Regions from separate parts of the Homo sapiens genome. Here region 2 is linked to region 1. The links are chromatin contacts, found by Hi-C or POLR2A ChIA-PET in ENCODE. All regions are on one chromosome and are shown on one strand. Each heading gives the region's core, a stretch centred on a gene start or an enhancer-like site at or near the end of the contact. The rest is flanking DNA. Distances are from core to core; before and after follow the strand shown.

Region 1 (5,818 bases), core at 1,321-3,820:
TTTTCCTCAGCAAATCCTTCTACCTCACGTTTATCGGGCACATTTGTCAGCTCTGACCCCCAGCTTTGTGAAATACTAAGTAGTTTTTTGTAAAGCTCCATTTAAGCAATTTATAAGATCCCCTTGTACATCTGTCCAGTGGAAAGTGCAAACTCTCAGGGATAGAATATTAAAGAGTTAAAACTCCTCTTCAAAACAGAGCAACATTGAAAAATGGAAAAAATCCCCCAGAACTCAAAGTATAATAAGCCACAAACCTCTGGTTTGGTTGATGATTTCTGCCAATTACCAAATTCAAACTAGTGATAAAATGCTATTTCCTATTCCAGCCACTATGTTTAAAATTTGATGTTAACTCTCCAACAATCCTTCCCCCACAACTAACCCTCTGTTCCCAAAGACCTTTCTGTTCTCAGAGTTACAACAGAAGTCTATGTTCTCCAGGCGGATAAGCATAATCTGTCACTTTACTATCTAAAAATTATGAACTCAAATTAAAAGTCAAGGGAGTAAAACGGAGAGAATTCTGGAGGCCAGCCCGAGTCTGAGCACAGCGCAGGGTTAAAGGAAACCATTTCATAAGATCAAATGTGGAGAGGCAGCAGGAGCAAAGAGGAAAAAATCAAGTTACATAAAGTCCAATTGTACTCACTGTTTCCTTATTGGGAAGCAGCTCCTTTCTAATTCTGAAGAAGTTCTTCCCGTACTGCCTGAGTCCCTTAACGAAGCGTTTCTGTGATAAAAAGAAACAAATGGGATGTAAAAACCAAAAACAAAACAGGATGTCAGCAAAGCAAAGATATCTACAATCAGCAGAATAACAACCACAAAAAAAGTCTCGGCTAGGGAATACTGCCGAGGCTCGGAGAGTATGTCAGCAGCTCAGCTGGGACCCACTGGCCAGGGCAGGCCCCAGCTACCTTCATCAGAACCCCAATCCCACCCACCACGCAGGGCAGCGCGTTTAAGAGAAGGACGTCCTGCGTCTGAGGCTAAGAAGCAATCTGTCCCCCTCTTCCACCAGGCACACATTCTGGTGCACGAAGGTATAAATATGCTCCATGTTTTAATAAAACACAACTGCTTTCCCACCTGAGAACCAAGCTTCCCAGAAGTGTCGAGCAGAAAGGGGAAACAGAACCAAACCCGGTGACTCTTCTCCAGAAGGGAACCCTAGGGGGTTAAAAGGCCGCTTTCCTTAATCCAAAGAATTTGCCAGGAGGCACCGGAAGGCACCAGTATCACAGAAGCCCACCGGGAACACGAAAGCCAGCGGGCCTGCCCCACCGTCCGTCATTAAAAGCCACTCCGAGACACCAGAGAATAACCAGCACCCCTTCCGCCCTCCCGACGCCACTCGCCGCCCCCATCCATTTTCGCAGCAGACTCGTCCCTAACCCCAGCCCGGAGACTTTCACTTTGTCCCATGCCTCCCGAGCACCCCTCCCCGCCCCGGTGGGGGCAGCTCCTGGCTCCGAGCCCCCACCTCGGGGCTCCCAGCCTGGTCCCGGGCGGCCGACCCCAGCAGCCACAGGTAAGCGCCCGGGGTCCGGGGCGGCAAGAGGCCGTCGCCTGTCACTGGGCTCCGGCTCCACAAAGCGCAGGGCGGAGGCGGCCGCGGGTGGCTCGGCGTGTGACCGCGGCGGGGCCGCGCGGCGCGGGGCCCGGGGGGCGCGGGGCTGGGGCCGCCGCTGACGGGGGAGGAGGCAGGAGCGCGGCGCGCAGAGCCCGGCGCGGCCGCGGGCGGCTGCAAAAGGCGGCCTGGATTGCCGCCGCCCTCCTGTCCGCCAGCCGGGGCCCCGCGCCCCGGCCCCGGCCCCGCCCCCGGCCCGACCCCCACCCCGAGGCCGGAGCCTCCAGGGCACCCGGCGCTGGAATCTGTGTCCTCCTTCCGGACAGGAGAACATCAAGGCGGTAAAGCACAGAAACTTCCTCCCTACCGCAGCAAGCGTGGGGAGAGGGCGCCCACAGGGCTGGGGCCCTTCCCAGGCTGCTGGGTCTCCAGCCCACGTTCCGGATGGACGAAGTCGGCTGCGCCCCGGCCGCACGCCCTCCGCCCCAACCCCGCCTCAGCTGCGAAACGGGGGGCTGGCCCCGACGCCCCCCGCGGTCCCTTCCGGCCCGCGATTGTGGGCGGCCTCTCCCTGGCGGCCCAGGCATTAGCCTGCACTTCCCCGGCCGCCGCTTCACAACTAAATCACCGCGGAAGCTTCCCAGCCAATAAATCACCTGCCCACCGGGCAGAGGGTCCCTCCCACTCCCTGTGTTTGAGACCCGCCAGGCGGATTCAGTGAAGGGCCAGACTTAGCCTTTTAAGACCAGTCTGCAACCTCCTACTCCAGTAGTGGAGGCTTTGCGTTTTTGAATTTCACCCTTGCTGAGATATGACTCATCATTGTCAATTTTCAATATAATTCATACAGTTCGAAGGGAAAATCTCTCAAGGCACAAGAAAGCAGCAAGCTCTCCTCTAGTGTGAGGAGTGACCTTTGTTACTTGACAAAAGTATCGTTTATATGATCAACAGGCATCCTACGCTGTGTGCACACAGCATATCACCGGGAGAGACGGCACGGAAAGATGGCCCTGCCCTCAAGGAGCTGCAGTCTGCCCAGGAAGGCAGACAGGTAAACAAACCAGTCCTAGGGCCTGCAAGAAAAGCAGCAGAGGAACAAAGGGTGGTGGGTGAAGCTAGGAAGAGGAAGCAACTTACTCTGCTTGCTGATGTCTTAGAGGAAGTGACAAGGAAGAGTGTGAGCCTGCCAGGTGGGCTCCAGCAGGGCTTCCAGCAGAAGTCAGCCAGGAAAAGGCACAGGGAACATTCTGGGAACTGCAAGGAGGACAGGGTGTGCAGAATGGAGTGCCAGCAGATAAGACGAAAGAGGCAGGCAAGGATCCGGTTGCAGAGAGCCCTTCAGGCCGCACGGAAGAGTTCCTAATTGTAGGCTGGCAGAAAGGCTGAAGCTGGAGCTTTCCATGAAAAGACTGGATGAGGACTGTGCCAGTGGCAGTGTGGCCTAAGTGTAGATTAGGGACAGACCAGTTAAAGAGGCTGCTGACACAGTTCAGGTATGAGATGAGGACCTCAACTACTGGCACACTCCACCTCAGTAATCAGAATTCCTGCCGCTTAATCCATTCTTCAAGTATTCAGGTATTTACTGAGCACCTAGCTGAGAGGGGTCTAGGAAGATAATAAAGGTTGCCATGGACCTTTACTGAACTGTGATTCATTTTTGCACGTAAGATAAGTATGTGTGAAGTCATTACAGAACATTCTGAGATGTCATCTGGCCAAGCATAAAGAAGTGAGGTGCAGCTCATCAGTGCAGCAAGGGACCCAAGAAGGCTAGACTGCAGTGGTCTGTAGTAGTTCAGAATGCCTTCGCCAAGGCAGTGACATCAGCGAGATCACAAGGGGTGGGCAACTATTGCAGGGGTGGGAGGTGGCTTGGTGACCGGGCCCTCCGTGAAGGTCAGAGGTGGAGAATGGGAGGTGGGTTACAGGGGACAGTCTACACAGACTTGGGGCGGGCAATCTGGAGTGAGCCAGGCTGTGGAACGCCAGGACCATGCAATCGGAACGTGGGCTTGATACCAAGTGACATCTAACAGGTCCAGTAAAAGAGGCCTACACAATAAAGGCAGCATGTGAGAAAGGCTGACTCTGGAACATCAGGGTAAGGTGGCAGAGTTGGACAAACAAATTCAGATCCTGTTTCTTCCATTTATTGTGATGCAATCCTTTGAACATCATCCATTCAACCAATAGTTACTAAGTACCTACTATATGCCAGGAGCCTCATATATATTAATTCGAAATCTTTACAACCTAAGAAGAAGTACAATTATTATCCCCATTTTACAGACAAGGAAGCTGAGGCACAGATAGGTAACTAGATCAACTCCTCAGAGACAAAGCCAGAATTCAAACTTAAGCCCCCTCAAATCCTCAGAGCCACACTCTGTAAAATGCAGGCAGGCGTCTACAGTGGTAACTATTTTCTGTTACCATTTTCTATGAGTCTGTACTTTCCTCTTCTCGGGTCCAATGTCAAATCATAAAGTCCTCAGTATTCTTCCTAAGAAGTGTCTTTCAGCCGGGCGCGGTGGCTCATGCCTGTAATCCTAGCACTTTGGGAGGCTGAGGCGGGCAGACCACAAGGCCAGGAGATCGAGACCATCCTGGCTAACACAGTGAAACCCCGTCTCTACTAAAAATACAAAAAATTAGCTGGGCATGGTGGTGGGCGCCTGTAGTCCCAGCTACTGGGGAGGCTGAGGCAGGAGAATGGCGTCAACCCGGGAGGCGCAGCTTGCAGTGAGCCGAAATTGCGCCACTGCACTCCAGCCTGGGCGACAGAGACTCTGTCTCAAAAAAAAAAAAAAAAAAAGTGTCTTTCAACGCCCTCCTTTCCTGCTCATGCTAGTGGCAGTCCCAGGCCAGACCTTTATCTCTCTTTCCTAATAACTAGGCTATTAACCATCTCCCCCATCCAGCCATTTAAAAGCCTCTGCCAAGGAATTTTTCCCAACTATAGATTTCATCCTGAGTCCCACTTTATCTGGCCCTTAGCCCCTACCTAAGAACAGCATGGTGGTCTCTGCAGGACAGTGTTTACACTCCTTAGCCCTGAATTCAAGGCCCTCCAGGATCCTGGCCCTGCCCACCTTTCCAGCCAGATGTCCAGTAATGCCAACTGGCCCACACTGGGGGACCTCTGTCTCAACTCCAGAATCTGGGTAAGGCATCTCCACGTTCACCTCAAAATCTCTCCTACTCCCAAATGAAACCAGATGTCCAGTTACTCTCTCATTAGTTTATTTATTTGTATAAGGCCTGCTTACCCAAAAAGTCCATAAACTCTTAAAATAATTACATCTTACACCTAGTGCCTCCATATAACACTAGGCAGTTGATGCTCACCACATTTTTTGTCTCCTTTAAAAATTATTTATTTATTAACGATGAGGTCTCACTATATTGCCCAGGCTGGTCTCAAACTCCTGGCCTCAAGCAATCCTCCCGCTTTGACCTCCCAAAGTGTTGAGATTACAGGTGTGAGTCACCGCACCCGGACAAGTGAAACCAACCATGAGATGCTGAGGGCCTGGGCTAGGGTGGTCACAGTGGAAATGGACTGTTGAAAGCCAGAAGGTCCATTTTGAACTCTCCTAACAGAGCTGACCTCTTGCTCCATGATGCCAAACTCTCCTAGTTTTGCTCATACCACTTGGCCTAATTCTCTACTCAACCTCTAAATGCTGGAGTCTCCCCAAAGCTTTGTCCTAGGGCTTTCTGCTATATATATCCTCTCCCCATATGATCTCCACTGTTCCCTTGGCTCTAAATATCTTTCGAGATTGTCACTGGTATTTCTAAGACTAAATCTATGGTCCAAGTCCACTGGGAACACTCAACTTGAACGTTTCACAGGTATCTCAAACTAATTACTTCCAGAAATAGGAATTTGACATCTGGTGGTGAACACAGACCTACCACAGCTGTCAATGTATGTCAATATAATGCTATCAAGAGCAAAAGCACCCTTGGCCCCACTTTAAAAAAAAAAAAAAAAAAAAAAGGAAGTAAAAGCTTCATGTGGCCTGTACTGTTACTTCTCTATGGAAAGCCACAAGGCCTCAAAACCAGCAAAACATCTGCTTCTCAGAGACCAGCCTTTAGCTTGTGGTTTACCAGAAATGTAGAGTAGCCCTGAAAATCGAAACAAAGACGACCACTCACAGTAGTCAATGATTGGAAGGGGTCACACGTGAAAGAGACTTCTGTTGCGGCTGTCTCCTTTCCCTCTATAAA
Region 2 (5,818 bases), core at 1,332-3,831, 180 kb after region 1:
CTACTATCCATTATCACTGTTGCTGTGAATAATTAGTACCCCCTTCCAGGGAGTGGGGGGTACAGACCACGTGACAGTGGGTGTCACTGTGGTGACAAGACTGTTTGAGAGTGGGAGGTGGGAGCAATCATTTATGCTGGTAATTTGCCTTAAGATGTTATTCCCAAACATCCTTCCATGATCCTTTGGATTGAGATACCTTAATCCCAACTGCCTTCATGTCCAAGGTCACCACACACACACACACACACACACACACACACACACACACACACACATCTTCCTTCCATGATCCTTTGGATTGAGATACCTTAATCCCAACTGCCATCATGTCCAAGGTCAACACACACACACACACACACACACACACACACACACACACAAACACACACACAGACACACATCTTCTATTAGAGAGAACCGAAGGCATTTGACAGCTGCCTTTTTAGGTCCTTCTGCCTTTCCATCCAAACTATCCATCGTTAACAAGGCCCTATGGCAGTGCAGCAGCGCTCTCCATTCTAATCAGGCATCGAAGAGAAACTTCACTGTCTGTAGGCTGCAACCAAGGGCAGCAGCCTCACAACAAAAGTGCACCCTTTGTGTGGCAATCATTTACCTGTTGTAAAAGCACAGTACCCTTCTCTCTAATAAAAATTCGAAAGGCCAAAAATCAGCATTACATAATGGCCAAACATAAAGAAATGAAAAGCAGTCTGGGTGCGGTGGCTCATGCCTGTAATCCCAACACTTTGGGAGGCCGAAGTGGGTGGATTACAAGGTCAAGCGATCGAGACCATCCTGGCCAACATGGTGAAACCCCGTCTCTACTAAAAATACAAAAAAATCAGCCAGGCGTGGTGGCGGGCGCCTGTAGTCCCAGCTACTCGGGAGGCTGAGGCAGGAGAATCACTTGAACCTGGGAGGTGAACGCTGCAGTGAGCTGAGACTGCGCCACTGCACTCCAGCCTGGTGACAAGAGTTAGACTCCATCTCAAAAAAAAAAAAAGGAAAAGAAAACATAATAAAACAGCCTCACGCTATGTTCACTGGAAAATTTATATGCATGTATATGTTTTATAAGTTATAGAAGCCCATAAGAATTCCAATAGTTCAGGGGAAAAAAAAAGAAAAAAAAAAAACTAAACTTGAGCTATATACCGATGTCTACCCACTAAAATTACTAAAACTATAGCCAGGAATACTTGTTTGGTTTCGTGCCCCTCTCCTTTACAAGGGAGGTAGAAAGCAAGGTGGAGAGACACCCAACAGTCACTTCCGTTTTAAAAAACAAAAACAAAACCAAAAAACTTACACACAGCAGATTTTTCTGGCTAGTATTGGCCAATCTTTCTCTTGACAGTATTAAGTGCTATCCTTTGTGTTAACAGTCCCATGCATTTAATTTATTGGTTTAAAAGAAATATTTCTTCATCTGATTAAAAAAAAAATCAATCTGACTTTTCTGTCTTGTAATTAAAACAAACTATCAATACAATGGATAGGGGGCAATTTCTCTGAACCAGGAGCTGTTCCAGACACTGGGGACAAAAAGGTGAATGAAACACAGCCCCTTCTCTTAATCTAGCTAAGAGGACAGACACGTACAGAGGCATGATGTGAGAATGATGCTGGCTGACAGTGCCTCTCAGGCAGAAGCGAGAGATGACTGGAAGTGGGAGGTGGAGAGGAGAGGCTCACTTTTATTTTTCATTTCAATGTATACCTTAATATTTTTAACATCCATTTTTGGAATTACATGTTTTACAACTTCATTAATAGAGTTCAGAGGCACAAGATTTTGGCTCTAAGTTTACATATAACTAAGTAGTACTACCATAATTATCACAAGCTGGTAAATAAACAAGATGGCCTCAATGTGCCAAGGGCACATTTATGCCAAACAAAGGCAAAGTCACTTCATGGCAAGCTGTATTTACACTGATGGTTTCTGAGTGGCAATAACTGAAAGAAAAGCAACAGGAAAACCGAGTCATTACAAGGAATCCAGCCGTCTACACAAACCAGGCACCATCCCAGCATCCAAGAACATGGGCCATAAGGAAGCAGTAACAGTTACATCACAAGCGGCTACTTATTTCACAACATCATCGCCCAGTCTATTAAATTAATGTTGGTAGTCAGAACTTTATTGGTTTTGTAGTTTGGTTTGAAATTAATTTATAAACTGCCTTTTATAGCTGCATTAGGGATATAAGCACACAAATTATACCTAATTTGTGTATTGGGGAAGGGAGGAAATTAAGTAATATAGAAGAACACAAAAACTATTTTTGAAGTAAACATACTCAAGTTTCAAAAACATGAAAGACCCTGGAACTGCATCAGAAGTTCCACATCCTCAACGTAAGCAACATAAGGAGGAGACCCTGTCTTTACAAAAAATTTTAAAATTAGCAGGGCATGGTGGCCCGTGCCTGTAGTCCCAGCTACTCAGGAGGTTGAGACAGAGAGGCCGAGGCTGTAGTGAGCCCTGAACATGCCACTGTACTCTAGGTGGGTGACAAAGCGAGACCCTGTCTCAAAAAAAAAAAAAGAAAAGAAAAAAGAAGAAGTTCCACATGCTGCAAAGGACAAGATCAGATCTACTTTTACACTAGTTACTGGAGTTGGGGACAAGCCTTCATTTGCTAATGCTGGCCATCCATCAGAATCTCCTGAGAAGTGCTTCAAAGGAGTATGGATTCCTGGGTTTGACTCTGGAACAAATGAATCAGTATTCTCATCTTACATGTGAAGACAGTGGGACTCTGAAAGATTAAGTCACCTGATCGTACAACTAGTCAATGGGTAACCAACATGATTCAAACCGATACTATGATTTTAACAGTAAAAACGTGAGGTTTTTTAACTACCTCCATGATCTGGGGGAAGGGTATACTGCAGTTCCCTGAACTACTCTTTCAACTTCTCTGTAAGTCTGAAATTATTTTCAAATAGAAAGTTAAAAACAAAAACTAAAAAGAATAGACAGCAGGCTGAGACGTGTTAAGAGGTAGAGGTGGGATAGGAAATGGAAAAGGATGAGGCAGAGGCCTCTGAAAGGAGGGCAGAGGCAGAGCTCCATCTCCACACAGAGGAGGTCGGCTGGTTTTCAGTTTTGTTTTGTTGTGGGGGAAGAGGAGGTACCAGTCAATAGCAAGCTGAGGAGTTTAAAAAAAGAAGGAAGGAAGGAAGGAAGGAAGGGAGGGAGGGAGGGAGGGAGGGAGGAAGGAAGGAAGGAAGGAAGGAAGGAAGGAAGGAAGGAAGGAAGGAAGGAAGTCCACATATCTGTAAGGTGGGCAATAAAGGAACGATCTTTCTGTATTTCTCTACATTACAAATTCAAACTAGCATTTACGAACTTGCCAAAAAAAAACCTGTTTATGTTTATAGAGAAATGCATTCTGAAGTCCAAACAACTGACCACACAACAATTTCTAAACCCTTCCACTACTACATAAAACATCTGCTTCTGTGCTAAACTTTTGTAAGGCACAGTTTCTGCTTCAAGAAAATCTGTGATGCTTGGAATTGAGGTTTATCTTACTGAAGAAAAATCTGAAGAAAAGTGTTTGCCACCCATACAGCTGATAATTTTTTGTAATCCTAATGGATCAGTGGGAAATTGTACCACGAAATCTCTTGTCAGTCAATATAACAATGTCTCTAACTAATTTCAGTAAAGTGAAATCTACAGTTATTCCCTTGAAAAACAGGACAAATCAACTCTTTCCCAACTTTTTTCTTTTTTTTCCCGCAAGACGGAGTCTCGCTCTGTCGCCCAGGTTGGGGTGCGATGGCATGATCTCACTGCAACCTCCACCTCCCTGATTCAAGCAATTCTCCTGCTTCAGCCTCCCAAGTAGCTGGGACTACAGGCACATGCCACCATGCCCTGCTAATTTTTTGTATTTTTAGTAGAGATGAGGTTTCATCGTGTTATCCAGTATGGTCTCAATCTCCTGACCTTGTGATCCACCTGCCTCAGCCTCCCAAAGTGCTGGGATTACAGATGTGAGCCACTGAGCCTGGCCTTCCCAACTTACTTTAAGAGGTAACTAAAGGACGGGTGCGGTGGCTCACCCCTGTAATCCCAGGGTGATTGGATTGGGAGGCTGAGGCGGGTGGATCACCTGAGGTCAGGACTTCGAGACCACCCTGGCCAATGTGGTAAAACCCCATCTCTACAAAAAATACAAAAATTAGCCAGGTGTGGTGGCACGTGACTGTAATCTCAGCTACTTGGGAAGCTGAGGCAGGAGAATCACCTGAATCCGGGAGGCAGGTGATCATGCCAAAATCATGCCATTGCACTCCATCCTGGGCAACAGAGCAAGACCCCATCTCCAAAAAAAAAAAAAAAAAAAAAAAAAACCCCTAAAAAAAGTGATAATAGATTATCTCCATTACTGGCAGCAGAAAACAAATTTAAGTGTTAAATACCAAACTTTTTTTTTTTTTTTTTGAGACAGCGTCTCACTCTGTCACCCAGGCTGGAATACAGTGGCATGATTATAGCACACTGCAGCCTCAGCCTCCTGGGCTCAAACAATCCTCCCACCTCAGCCCTAAAAGTAGCAGATAACTTTTGAATTTTTTGTAGAAACAAGGTCTTTCTTTGTTGCCCAGGCTGGTCTCAAACCCCTAGGTTCAAGCAATCCTCCAGTCTTGGCCGCCCAAAGTGTTGAGATTACAGGCATGGGTTACCACACCCAGCCAATACCAAAGTTTTACATTACATAGGTGAAGCTAGTATCCAACTATTTTCCACCAATTACCATGTAATATGGTTGAAATTACACGACCTTTCAAACTTCCAGATACAGGTGACAAAGAACATTTTTAATATAATTTCTATTTTCAAGATTTAAAAATTCTATCTACTTTTAATGTCTACCTAGCTGTCACCTCAAAAAATTCAAGACAGATTCTAAATTTTAAAAATTTTCCAATTTATGTTCCAGGAAATTTAAGTGAAAGGGAGGAAAGCTATAACTAAAATTTACTAATGGCTAGTAGTACTAATATACATACTTTAAAAAAAAATTACCAAGGAATAAATATTTAGGATGCTCCAGAGAAAAATTATATCTGTAAGCAGTTTCAATCTCCTCATTTTATGAATGTTTTGGTTACTTCAGCTATTAAGTTTTAATCAAGCTAAAAAATAGGCCTTTTTCCTTCCATCTTAAGAATGTCAATGGGATGAGGAGGGAAAAGCCAAAAGGTGGGAGGAATAGAGTAACAAACTTTTAATCAGCTAGCATGATTTAAAGGACACACACTTCTGTCCTTTAACACAGCATGTTTCTTGAAAATAGGTTACTAGTTCCTAAAAAAGAACACAAAAGCTATTTACAGGCTGAAAATCTAAGATTTTCTATTCTCAAATTTTCATTTAGAGAATACATTTTGGGACAAGAGGGAAAAACTACATTCATTTTAAGGGGATAGGAAAAGTACCTGATACGATCTAATCGTAAAACATGAGATCAAAGATAAGAACTGAAAATGCAACTTCCAGGCACCAGGCATAATAATTTATATAGACTCTAAAAAAGGATTAACTTTAAGTGTATTACTTCAACTTCACTCCAGTCCTTAGAAACATTTAATATCCTTGGGAAAGAGTACCATCTCTTCTTCCATTGAAGGCCTTGATATTTATAGAAGATATTGCCGGCCAGACGCAGTGGCTCACAATTGTAACCCTAACCCTTTCAGAGACTGAGGCAGGTGAATTCTTTGAGCCCAAGAGTTCGAGACCAGCCTGGGCAATGTGGCAAAGCCCCGTCTCTAAAAAAATTTAAAAATT

The links. Hi-C counts contacts between places; a loop is a spot of excess contacts on that map. ChIA-PET counts read pairs that join two places held with the same protein, here RNA polymerase II (POLR2A). Pooled maps may share reads with other maps.
Region 2: a loop to region 1 is called in a map with no recorded cell type, with 9 times the contacts of the local background. The contact joins the enhancer-like site here to the promoter of RERE-AS1 in region 1. A Hi-C loop is called at or near these places in 8 of 37 single-sample maps with no recorded cell type and 12 of 50 pooled maps. POLR2A ChIA-PET finds 5 or more read pairs at or near these places in 9 of 52 experiments (A673, CD4-positive, alpha-beta T cell, K562 and 6 more).

What each region holds. Positions count from the first base shown.
Region 1 is chr1:8,422,075-8,427,892 of GRCh38, forward strand. It overlaps RERE-AS1 (RERE antisense RNA 1), which reads left to right and starts at 2,571. Exons shown (of 4, transcript NR_125999.1): 1 at 2,571-2,627. RERE (arginine-glutamic acid dipeptide repeats) reads right to left here. Exons shown (of 23, transcript NM_001042681.2): 12 at 653-733. RefSeq lists silencers at 1,371-1,710, 2,021-2,160 and an enhancer at 5,689-5,818.
Region 2 is chr1:8,601,395-8,607,212 of GRCh38, forward strand. The region is part of intron 4 of RERE (arginine-glutamic acid dipeptide repeats); the gene reads right to left. Among named protein-coding and RNA genes, the nearest start is that of SNORD128, 110 kb to the left of the region's middle. RefSeq lists enhancers at 2,586-2,685, 2,996-3,135. Within about 2 kb of position 2,582, at least 5 of the 41 ENCODE cell types and tissues checked have a DNase peak (open chromatin) inside an H3K27ac peak, as active enhancers do; they include A673, where a contact is called at or near this core.